2 separate regions of the Homo sapiens genome follow, and region 2 is linked to region 1. Evidence: chromatin loops called from intact Hi-C (ENCODE). Cell type or tissue: CD14-positive monocyte. All regions are shown on one strand. Each heading gives the region's core, and the rest is flanking DNA. Links, peaks and the distances in the headings are about the cores only.

Region 1 (5,917 bases), core at 1,282-3,781:
GCAATCTGCTAACACATGGCCACTGGGACAGCCACATAACACCCAGGCCCTCTGACGGGCTATTCGGCATCTGTGGCACACGTGTGCCCCAGTCCTGCACCGACCACCACGGAACATACGACCAGACTGATGCCACCTCCGCCCTGCCAAGAAGCACATACTCAATTCTGGACCAGGGGGTTGGAACCCCAAAGCATCATAAACTTAAGCAAGCGTTTCTCCAGAGAGATCCTATGAGGCTCCCGGACATCGTTCTGTGTCCACAGGATCTTGGGACCAAAAAAATGAGAGAAGCAAGAAGAGCAGGTTCTCAGTTCAAGTTGGGGAGGTGGAGGCCACCGACCAGTAGAGAGATGGAAAAATAAGCAGACATGTATACTGCTGTTTATTTACAGGGAGAAAATAAGAGGCACAATCTCATGATGAAGAGAACGGAGGCTCCGAGTTCTTGCCCGCCGCCCTGGCCCAGCAGTCAGTCCTAGCTCTTGGAATTTCCTCACCTGCCTGGCCCTGTCTTTATTCACCTATAAACTGAAGAATAGCAACTTGGAGGTAGAGGGGTCACACAGACAGCAGCATCTAATTGGGTCAATCCTGAAATCCCACTAAAATCATAAATCTAAAAACCACCACATACCTGAAACAGAGAGAAGACAACTGCAATGAAATCTCAGAAGCTGGAAAGTAGGTAGTGGTTTAAAAAAAAAAAGGGGGGGGGTGGGGAGTAGAGGAAGACAACGCTAAACCGGAGGTGCAGAAAACAGAGAACTTTTTTTTTTTTTGGAGGCACAGTCTCGCTCTGTCGCCCAGGCTGGAGTGCAATGGCGCGATCTCGGCTCCCTGCAACTTCCGTCTCCTGGGTTCAAGCAATTCTGCCTCAGCCTGCCAAGTAGCTGGGATTACAGGCGTGTATCATCACGCCTGGCTAATTTTTGTGTTTTTGGTAGAGAAGGGGTTTCACCATGTTGGTCAGGCTGGTCTCGAAATCCTGACCTCAAATGATCCACCCGCTTCGGCCTCCCAAAGTGCTGAGATTACAGGCATGAGCCATCGCGCCGGGCCAGCAGAGAACTAACTTAACTCACAGTGCTGGACCCCCGGCTCTCAGGAACTGACGGCACCAGTCCCTCTGCCGGGGGAATGAGTGAACCAGGCAGAGCCTCAAAGTCAGCCACAGAAGTGGGTAGACAGCCAGACAGCTTGCCCCACATCTCACAGCCAGGCTCCCAAAGTCAAGGAAATGATGAAAATATATTATCTGCAAAGGAAGGAAAAATTGAGGATATATGGACCAGGCTGCAGCAGACACAGCCGGAAGCAGAGGCAGCATACTTAAAAATGGGGAATGAAGGCCGGGGATGGTGGCTCACACCTGTAATCCCACCACTTTGGGAGGCCGAGGCATGTGGATCACCTGAGGTCAGGAGTTCGAGACCTGCCTGCTCCACATGGTGAAACCTCATCTCTACTAAAAAATACAAAAATTAGCCAGGCATGGTGGTGGGCGCCTGTAATCCCAGCTACTCGGGAGGCTGAGGCAGGAGAATCACTGGAACCTGGGGGGGCAGATGTTGCAGTGAATGAAGATCACGCCATTGCACTCCAGCCTGGGTGACAGAGCGAGACTCCATCTCGAAAAACAAAAAAGATAAAAGAATATTTGAGGGCCGATGCAGAAGGTTCACCATCCAAGTAATAAAGTTTCAGAAAGAAAGAACACAGAAAATGGAAGGGGGGAGGGGAATCAAAGAAAAAAGTCAATGAAAAGATCTGAGTCGCTTCACAGAAAAGGCCTAACCAAGTATCTGTCACGAGAAACGAAAACAGCCCCACTCCAAGCCACATCATTGTGAAACTTCAGAACTCAAGGAAAAAGTTCAGATCCCATTAGGTCCAGGAAGAACAGCACAGCCTGCACACACAGAAGCCGGTGCTGGCAGGGCCTCCATCTTCAACAGCAACACTGGAAGCTAAAACACAGTGGAGAAACACCTTTAAAATTCTGGAGGAAATGAATGTCCACCCTGCAATTTTACACCATGCTAAAATATCAACTGAGGGAGAAGAAAAAAAATTTTTGAAAAGCCTGTCTCCCACGCTGCCTATTCACAGAAAATGGCGCACTATATGCCCAACCAACATCATGGCATAAACCAAGAAAGAAAATGACAGCAGAGACAAAAAAAAAAAAACAAAAAAAAACAAAACAGATATTCAACACAAGAGAGCAGCAGAAGGAACCCAGAGGATGAGAGCAAAGGAAGACCAGAGGATGGGGGTGGCACAAGAAGCATAGAAGATACGCAGGTGACGAAAGGCACAGGTGCCACCCGAACTTCCTAAGACAAGGTTGCAACAACTACAGAGTGCTGGGATGAATGAGAAGCATTACCAAAAGAAAAGAAATCTGATCAGTAACTATGGTTGAGTAATAATGGCTGGGCTGCAGATCCGTCTGCAGTCCATTAATGTACACACCGCATTCTGACCTCACTGACATTACAACATCTCTCTGCTGGGGGAGAGCGGGGAGCCCATGTGAGGAAAAGAGGCAAGCGGAAGAGAAGTAAATCCTCATCCGCAGGGTCCAAAGTCTATAGACAATGCCTGAAACCAGGAAAAAAAAAAAAACACAGGCAGAAATTTTTTTTTTTTTTTTTGAGATGGAGTTTCACTCTGTCACCTAGGCTGGAGTGCAGTGGCACCATCTCAGCTCACTGCAACCTCCGCCTCCCAGGTTCAAAGAATTCTCCTGCCTCAGCCTCCCAAGTAGCTGGGAATACATGCGCCCACCACCACGCCCAGCTGTTTTTTTTGTATTTTTAGTAGAGACAGAGTTTCACCATGTTGGCCAGGCTGGTCTTGAACTCCTGACTTCAAGTGATCCACCTGCCTCAGCCTCCCAACGTGCTGGGATTACAGGCGTGAGCCACCGCCCCCGGTCAATTTTTTAATGTTCCTCATAAACTAAGGAGTAACAAAAACAAAAATCAACCAGGAGAGATCAAAGGGGCTGCCCTCGGGGAATAAGAAATGGCGGGAGGTGGAAGCAGCTGCTATCTTTCCCAACCAACCTTACAAAACTACCCATTAGACATTTCTAAATAGAAACTAAACAAAATCCTAAGTAATTACAAATAAAACAAAGGATGTGGACCTGTAACAGTTCTTTCAAACCTTACGGCCTAAAATTCTCTTAAAAAACAGGAAGAGACTTAAAATAATAGGAAGATAAACCCCAGCTACGTACTTGGTAAGCATTAATTTAAAACTTGAAATGTTCCCACAATGTATTCAGATACCAACAGAGCGCAGAACAGAAAAGGTTTCTTTTGCTGACGAAGAACCCTCAAGAAACACAATGGAAGGTCTCTAGAGTCAACAATGTTGTTCCCTGGGTGCGCATAAAGTGACTGGTAACCACCAATTTGGGATGTTTCACAGTTTGTACCAAGCAAAGGCATATCTCAGTTTATTTCCCCTAATTTAAACCTTGCAAACCAGGGAGCCATTTAGGATTAAGAAACTCCATAGTCACCCTCAGGAGGCAGGTTATTTTTCCCAAAGCATTTGGCACTTATATTTTTTATAATTTCCACTGCAAAAACATGAATTATGGGAAATGACTGCTACAAACTACTCCGACGACAGTGGCTGATTCTACGCGATGAGACATGGATAATAGAGTGCAACTTCTATTTCCTGCACTCACACCACCCACAAGATTCCATTAATGATAATCAGCTGAGCTAAGGCATTAAAAGGCACAGAAAGGTGGCTTGGGTGTGGTCCACTTCCTGCAGGTAAGGAGCTTCCACAAGGGCAGCTCTGAATCATCGGGAGTAATCGCCCAAATAAAGAGCTAAGGGGCCCGTTTCTCAGGAGACCATCGGACGCCTGGACTGCGGCTTTAGAGTGTGTGTAACCGCACAAGCACAGCAGAAAGTAGCAGTGACCATCGACAGGCTCCTCCCTTCAGTAACTGCTCACCCTGCATCTTGCACCAGGGTCCTGGAAAAATACTGAACTGAAAATGAAACTCAACCTGCACCACATTAGGCAGCTCAGCTCTACGCATCAGACCGTAGCTCCAAGAAGAGCATCAAAGTCAGAAAGAGGGTGGGAAAGCAATGATGCCAGCCGCCACCTGCCCATAACTGCTCAGCACAGTTAGCAAGCTAGAAAATCTCATCTGACCAATTCCTACTTGAAGGTCACTTGCTTTTATGTGACATGCTATCAAGAATACTCCCAGATCTGAGACTGGACTCCTCCAAAAGTTTGGGTTTTTCTAATTTAAAAAAACCTTGTGACCATCCTCCCCCTCAAAAAAGAACACTTTCAAGCAAAACAAATTCTTACCATTGTTACATTTTGGAACACGGAGTATTCAAAATAGGTTTTTTGTTTTTTTGACACTTACATAGGCAACTAACTAACAAAACAGTAACTAACAGTAACTGAGTACTTATTACTCTTTAGCACTGATCAGCAAAAAGGATCATAAAGCAAGAGGAGTAATGAGATACTATAAAATGTTCACTGAGAGTTCAAGCCACGAAGCTGAGTGAATGCTAAAAAAATCCACTTAGGCTGTCCTACTGACACCTGGGCTCCCCACTCGCATCCCTGGGCTTCCTCTTCCCTGAAGTGCTGCAATGCCTTCTAAAGGGGCACCCAGCACTCCCCACACCTGAGAAAGCAGGAGCCCCAAAGAACAGGAGATCATCTGCTCAAAAATGTGCCATACTTCCGGCTGTCTACAGATGCAAGGCCTCCCCCAGGCCCACAGGCACCCCACTGCCTCTTCAGCTCCAGGACCGATCTAGATCTAGCCCACCAGAAGCTGTGTCACCGCTTTCCAACCATGTGCCTTTGCTCACTGTGTCCTCAGTCACTGCAACCTTCTTAGAGCACATGCCCCAAAGCAGGCAGCCGACCTCTTGAGGACAGGATGGACTGAGGCTCTGAACTCTGCCTCCAACGACTCCGGGCACTATACTCTGCAGGCTCCCCTGTGCAGTCCAATGCTGTCAGTCACCAGAGCACACTCCACAGTTCAGCAAGTCCCCAAGGTGCTCTCCGAACCCACGTCTCGGATGTCCTGACTGTCCACACCCAGTGACACACCAACCTTCCCCCAGGGTGCAGATGGTAACAGGGTAACTGGGCAGGCACCTCCCAAGGAAGGAACGGAAAAGAACCCGTGGAAATGTGACACTAACAAGAAAAAAAAGTACAAGAGCACTTAAGCCACAATTAAATGCAGCTGTCCTGTGTTTGCCTTCATTTCCCAGACTCCCAGAGTGCACAGGCTTCCCTAGGGTGGAGCAGAGCACTTGAGAAAAGCTCCCCATGTTCCCAGACTGGCCATTAGACACCAGTCTCACTATCCTGATGCAAGGGGCATTCTCAGCAAAGGTCTATTTATCCAAGCAGCAAGAAAAACAGAAGGGGAACGAGGGGGACAGGATGATGTTAACAAGACAAACTTCAGGTTTTTAAGCTATTCCTCTAAATTATCTGTATTTTCAAATATGAAACTATGTTAAACTTACAACTTCAAAACATGGTAAATTAACCAGGCCCTGCAATATGCAATACATGTGACGTATATAATTCAGTATTTTTCAAACTGTGGGTCAGGAATCAGTGGGCTGTGAAATCAATCTAGTGTTGCAACCAGCTCCTTTTTTAAATATACCACAACAGCACATCACAAGCACAGGCTGAGCATCCCTGATCCAAAATGCTCCAAAATATGAAACTTTTCAGCGCCAACATGACACTCAAAGGAAATGCTCATTGGGAGCACTTCTGATTTCGGATGTTCAACAAGCATATAATGCAAATATTCCAAAATTCGAAACACTTGTGGTCCCAAGCATTTTGGATGAGGGATACTCAACCCGTAGTA
Region 2 (5,917 bases), core at 2,078-4,577, 660 kb after region 1:
CACAATTAACATTTTACTATGTTGGCTTTAGCAAATATCAATCCCTTTATTTATTTGATCAGTACCATATGATTTTTAAAAATGCATTTCAAAGTAGATTATAGTCACATTTTCTCTAAACACTTAAATGTGCATTGTTATTCCCTAGAGTTTAATAATAACTATTTAAAGGTTTTTGAGTTAAAATTTTTACGTAGTAAAAGTACAAATCTTGAGTTGATGAGCGAATCTTGTTGTCTATAATGATACTATATACTTATCCTGTGATGTGCAACTGTTTGGATATTTGTGTATTATTGCTTTCCACATAGGTTTCTGAGATGTGATTTTTGCTCATTTTGAGAGGAATACTTAATGGTAATTATCAGATCTGTATTTTTAGGGGTTTGTTTGGTCCTGGACAGAATTAAAATGGCTGTGTAAATAGGGTCAGTTATTAGTTCAGTAAATATTTGCTTATATTTAGTTTTAATTTTTAATTGTGGTAAAATGTACATAATATAAAATGTACAATCTTAACTATTTTTGTGTATAGTCCAGTAGTATTAAGTACGTTCATATTGTGCAACCGATGTCTATAACTCTTCTCATCTTGCAGAAATGAAACTCTGTATCCATTAAACAACTTCCCATTTCCCCCTTCCTCCGCCCACTGTACCCTGCCTCTGGCAACCACTTTTCTACTTTCTGCCTCTGTGAATTTTACTACTCTAGGTACTGCAAATAAGTGGAATCATATAATATTTATCTTTTTGTGACCGGCTTATTTCACATAGCATAATGTCCTCAAGGTTCATGCATGTTGTTCCATGTGCCAGTTTCCTTCCTTTTTAAGGCTGAATTAAATTCCATTATATGTGTATGCCACATTTTGTTTACCCGTTTATGCATTCATCTGCCAGTGGACACTTGGGTTCCTCCCGCCAGTATGTGAGCACCTCCTTCACATCACTCCCCTTTTGTTTAACAAACACTCTTGACTGCCTTTATGTGTCAGGTCCTATTGGAGGCATGAGGGATGCTGCAACAAGGAATGTACCAGACAAAGCTGATGCCCTAAGTAAGCTTGTGTTCTAGTGGAGACTGAAGATGGGCGGATGGACAATAGACCAATAAACATATTTCCTTGATTCTAAAATGCATTAGGTCCCACGTTTTAATGATTCTAAAATTGGAACGTGCCTTGTAATTGATGACGTCTTAGAATTATATTTGGCAGCGTTTATTTTTTAGTGGCACTAAAAATAATGGTGTATCAGTTTGAATCATAGAGTTGATGGATCACTATTAAATCCACTGTTAAGTGCTATGAAAAAAGCAGGACAAAGGATAAGGTAACATTTGAGCACAGCACATGTTTAGTTGATATGTTTTCATAGCAGGACTTCATCCCTGAAGGAGGCAGTATGTTGATTCACATTTGGCACAAACTCTGACCCCACTGTGAGCTGGTAGCACTTTGCAGACTGGTTATTTTGAGTGGCACTGGTAGAGAGGAGAGAGAGACCTGGCAGGTGAAGGCTTGGGGGAGCATATTGCAAGATGGGCCCAGATCTTGTAGGTAGGAAAGACAACATGTCAGTAAACTTAGTCAGGGCCATCTCAGTAACTGCCAACAGTTCTTCCAGTTGTCCAGAACAAAACTTAATTTTATTCTTGACTTCTCCATCTGCCCATGCACCCGGTTAGTCAGCATATCCTGCCTGCAGTACCTTCACAACATATCCCAGTTTCAACCTCCCTCTTCATCTACACCTCCACCCTGCTGGTTTGAACATCCTCCTTTCTTCCCTGGATTCCCTAACAGCCTTCTAACTGGTTTACTATCTTCCACCATTGCCTTACTGTAATTTCTTCTCAATTTAGCAACCAAAGTGATCATTCAAAAACATGTCCAATCATGTTATTCCTCTACTTAGACCTCCCCAAAGCACCCTGTCACATCCAGAGGAAAGGTTAAAGTCCTCATAATGGCCTGTAGGGCTCTGGACCATTCCCCTCATCACCACTTGTTTGACGTTAGCTCCCTCCCTGTCTGCCTTGTGCTCATTCTGCTTTTGCCAGTTGGCAGCCTTATCATCTCTTAATCATGTTGAGCATGTTTTCATCTCAAAGCATGTGTACTTGCTTTTTTTTCCTCCAGAATCACCCTTCCCTCAGATATCTGCAAGGCCTACATCTTCAGGTCTCTGCTCAAATCCACATTACAAGAAGGTTTTCCCTAACCAGGTTGGATAAGACCGGCACCCCTTGGCTGGGCGCGGTGGCTCATGCCTGTAATCCCAGCACTTTGGGAGGCCAAGGAGGGTGGATCACCTGAGGCCAGGAGTTCAAGACCAGCCTGACCAACATGGAGAAACTCAGTCTCTAATAAAAATACAAAATTAGCCAGTTGTGGTGGTGCATGCCTGTAATCCCAGCTACTCGGGAGGCTGAGACAGGAGAATCGCTTGAACCCAGGAGGCAGAGGTTGCAATGAGCCGAGATTGTGCCATTGCACTCCAGCCCGGACAACAAGAGCGAAACTCCATCTCAAAAAAAAAAAAACAACAAAAAAAGACGGCACCCCTCCTTCCCCGGTTATGCTGCAGTAGCAAACAACTCTGAAATATCAGGAACCCGAGACAAGGCTTGCATCTCACTGGTGTTCCATCTCCACTGCAAGTTACCTAGGAGGGGTCCACTCCACACTGTCGTCAGCCCCGGGAGCTGGCTGATAGAGTAACCACCATCTTGCACGTTGGCAGGTGAAAAGAACAAGAATGATTCCCTGGCTCTTAAAGGGTCCTCCTGGAAGTGACATAGCTTTCATTTACTTGGCCAGAGCAAGTCACACTGCCATGCCTCACTTCATTTGGGAGTGGGGGTGGGGAGCAGTCCTACCATGTGTTTGGGAAGAGACGGGAAATATGTGGTGAATAACAAAGCCACAGGTTTTATTTTCCCTAGTTCATTTCTCATAGGATTTATTTCCATCTGACATAATGTATATCTACCTTGTTTTGTTTGTTGTTGTTTTTCTGTCCTGTCTACACTCCAAACCACAAGGCTAGGGACTTTGTCCACAGTTTATTGCTGTGCCTCAGGACCTAGAATAATGCATGGTACAGCGTGGATGCCTACTCATATTTAGAGAATGATTGAGAATACCAAAGCAAACCGTTCATTTATTCATTTGGTGCATGTGTTGGGAGTTTGGTATTCAAGTTGGGAGTGTGAATTAGGGAGGTTTGAGGAGAGAGGAAGAGATAGTGTGAGGTAAGAAGTTGTAGAGCAGATATACTAGAGAAAATCAGTGGAAATGCTGGTCAGTGGAGAGTGTCACCTTGAGACTTGAGACCAAGAATTTATGGTGAAATCTTGTAGCTCAGATGGGTGACTTTTTTGAGTCATGTTGAGTTGCTCAGAAGCTGGCAAGGAAGAGGAAGGACTGACGGGGCCCATTGCACAAGGACAGGTGGAAACCCAAGTTGAAGGAAACATGGATCAAGCTGCCCGTTGCACTTACATCACCCCTGCTCCATCTGCAGTCCTGTCAGAGTCACAAAGGAGCTTGCCTTTAATGGGGGAAGCCCGGGGTGTTGTGATGGTGCTGGTGGTAGGAGCAATATTCTCTATATTCATTCATTTTTTTTTTTTTTGATACGGAATCTCGCTTTGTTGCCCAGGCTGGAGTGCAATGGCACAATCTCGGCTCACTGCAACCTCCACCTCCTGGGTTCAAGCGATTCTCCTGCCTCAGCCTCCTGAATAGCTGGGATTACAGGCTCCCCCGCACCCCACCACGCCCGGCTAATTTTTGTATTTTTAGTAGTGACGGGGCTTCACGATGTTGGCCAGGCTAGTCTCAAACTCCTGACCTCAAGCGATCTGCCCGACTTGGCCTCTCAAAGTGCTGGGATTATAGGCATGAGCCACTGTGCCCAGCCCCTATATTTATTCTTTTATTTCATTTTCTTCTCGTAACACTTTTGAGGTAGGTTCTCATCTCCATTTTACAGGTGAGGAAAATTGAGGCTGAAATGGCTCGAGAAAGGATTTAGGTTGGTTAGGCTTATAGTCATGGTGCTCTCCTCTACTTTTGAATTACGAGGCAATGAGGAACTCGGTTAGATTTTAGATTCCGTGGAGCCTTGTTTGCATTTTGGTCATGAAGAAAGTATGCAACCACTTTACTAATGGTTCTAGTTTAGATGCTCACAAGACCTTACCAGAGAGGAAATAGTTGGGCTATTTTTATATGCTTAGACAAGTACAATAACCACAGTGTCAACTGTAACTGGTAAATTCGCCCCCAGGGAATTTCTTATGAATAAGATGAAGGTGCATCTCACAGAATCTGAGAATGTCCCCATCAGTGAGGCTTTTCTGTGATCTTGGCTGTTAATGATCTGGACGTTTCATCTGTGCAAGGGACGGTGCTAGGCTTTATGGTGGATGTAGCGAAGGGTAAGGCATGTGGCCTCCCTTCAGGAATCTTTATTGTGGTTGGGATAGCAAAACTGTACAAACCCTGGCTGCTCATAGTAGTGTGTGGGAACGAGGGTGCAGAGTGGGGGAAAAGCCCTTCAGGCTAAAATGGTTCACTCAGGCTGATGGAGGAAAGTAGAAACAACTGTAATTTGAAGGCTGCATAAGATTTAGATAAGGGAGTATCTGTGCTAATAAGGAAGGCATTGATGATATTTGGGGATTTAAGTCTGGAAAAATTTTCCAAAGGCATTGAAACAGAAAGCAACATGTTCAGGAGGTAGTGAGCTGTGCGGTTTGATTGCAGCAAAGGCTCCTGAGAACAAAGCAATGGATGTTGTGCTGGAGAGGCAGGAGGCCCAGAATGTAGGGAGGTCTGGACAACCAGGGACAGTGACTTGTCATTTGAGCTTGAAGGTCATACCAAAGTGACCACATTGCAGCCTCGTTTTAGGAAAGAGTATATACAAACACACACAGATAGTCCTTGCTTTGCAAGGTGATGCAGGACCGTAAAAATGACCGTGCAAGTTGAAACCGGGCAAAGCTATTTTAATAATCAATGGGGAAAATTTGGATTGTTCTGTGACTTTTAAAAATCTTCGTTGAAAGAATGCTTTGTTAAAACTTTAGACTTTCTCTTATAAATGTATAGTTATAAATGCATAGGGAAATGAAAAAATAGTAAAACAGTATACTGTAATTTATTAAAAACTTCAGCGACATTGAGAATTAAAGGGTTTTATTTCTTTGTAAGAAACTTACCAGGAGCAGTTTGAACAGTGTTTGCCTTCTTCCTGTTGTGTAACTTATGGGGAGTATCTATCTTAAACCTTGTGAATTGTCATACACCTTTCTGAGTTTGGCTGAGTTTCCATTATTTTATTCTCTCTGCTTTCAATGTGACAAAATATCCCTGAGAGTTTCCTTAATATGTAGATTTTTGCCAGCATCACTTCCTCAGGGACATGATAATCACTATTTTAGTGTACTGTTGCTTCTCTAACAAATTATCACAAACGTGGTGGTTTAAAACAAAAGAAATATGGCCAGGCACAGTGGCTCATGCCTGTAATCATAGCACTTTGGGAGGCTGAGGTGGGCAGATTGCCTGATCTCAGGAGTTCGAGACCAGCCTGGGCAACATGGCAAAACCCTGTCTTTACTAAAAATACAAAAACATGAGCTGGGCATGGTGGCAAGCGCCTGTAGTCCCAGCTGCTTGGGAGGCTGAGGGACGAGAATTGCTTGAACCTGGGAGGCGTCAGAGGTTGCAGTGAGCTGAGATCACGCCACTGCACTCCAGCCTGGGCAACAGAGCAAGACTCTGTCTCCTCAATAAATAAATAAATAAAACAAAATAAATTTATTATCCTACAGTTTGGAGGCCAGAAGTCCAAAATGGATCTCACTGGGATAAAATCAAGGTGTCAGCAGGGCTGCATTT

Evidence for each region. Peaks named below come from ENCODE experiments on the same cell type or tissue, not always from the same donor. Only the 100,000 strongest peaks of a DNase experiment are listed, where the experiment ranks them.
Region 2: it touches region 1 in a loop (5-fold over the local background); 2 of 110 quality-filtered maps call a loop at or near these places.

The regions. Positions count from the first base shown.
Region 1 is chr13:98,567,235-98,573,151 of GRCh38, forward strand. All of the region lies in intron 1 of STK24 (serine/threonine kinase 24), which reads right to left. Among named protein-coding and RNA genes, the nearest start is that of STK24, 6.9 kb to the right of the region's middle. RefSeq lists enhancers at 647-1,148, 3,173-4,372, 4,000-4,049 and a silencer at 4,901-5,195. In CD14-positive monocyte, for the core only: no CTCF peak of the experiment used is centred there; a DNase peak (open chromatin) is centred at 2,497; H3K4me3 peaks cover 1,811 bases; H3K27ac peaks cover 2,220 bases.
Region 2 is chr13:99,224,665-99,230,581 of GRCh38, forward strand. All of the region lies in intron 1 of UBAC2 (UBA domain containing 2), which reads left to right. Among named protein-coding and RNA genes, the nearest start is that of UBAC2, 27 kb to the left of the region's middle. RefSeq lists an enhancer at 3,325-3,394. In CD14-positive monocyte, for the core only: no CTCF peak of the experiment used is centred there; DNase peaks (open chromatin) are centred at 3,457 and 4,267; H3K4me3 peaks cover 1,791 bases; H3K27ac peaks cover 2,500 bases.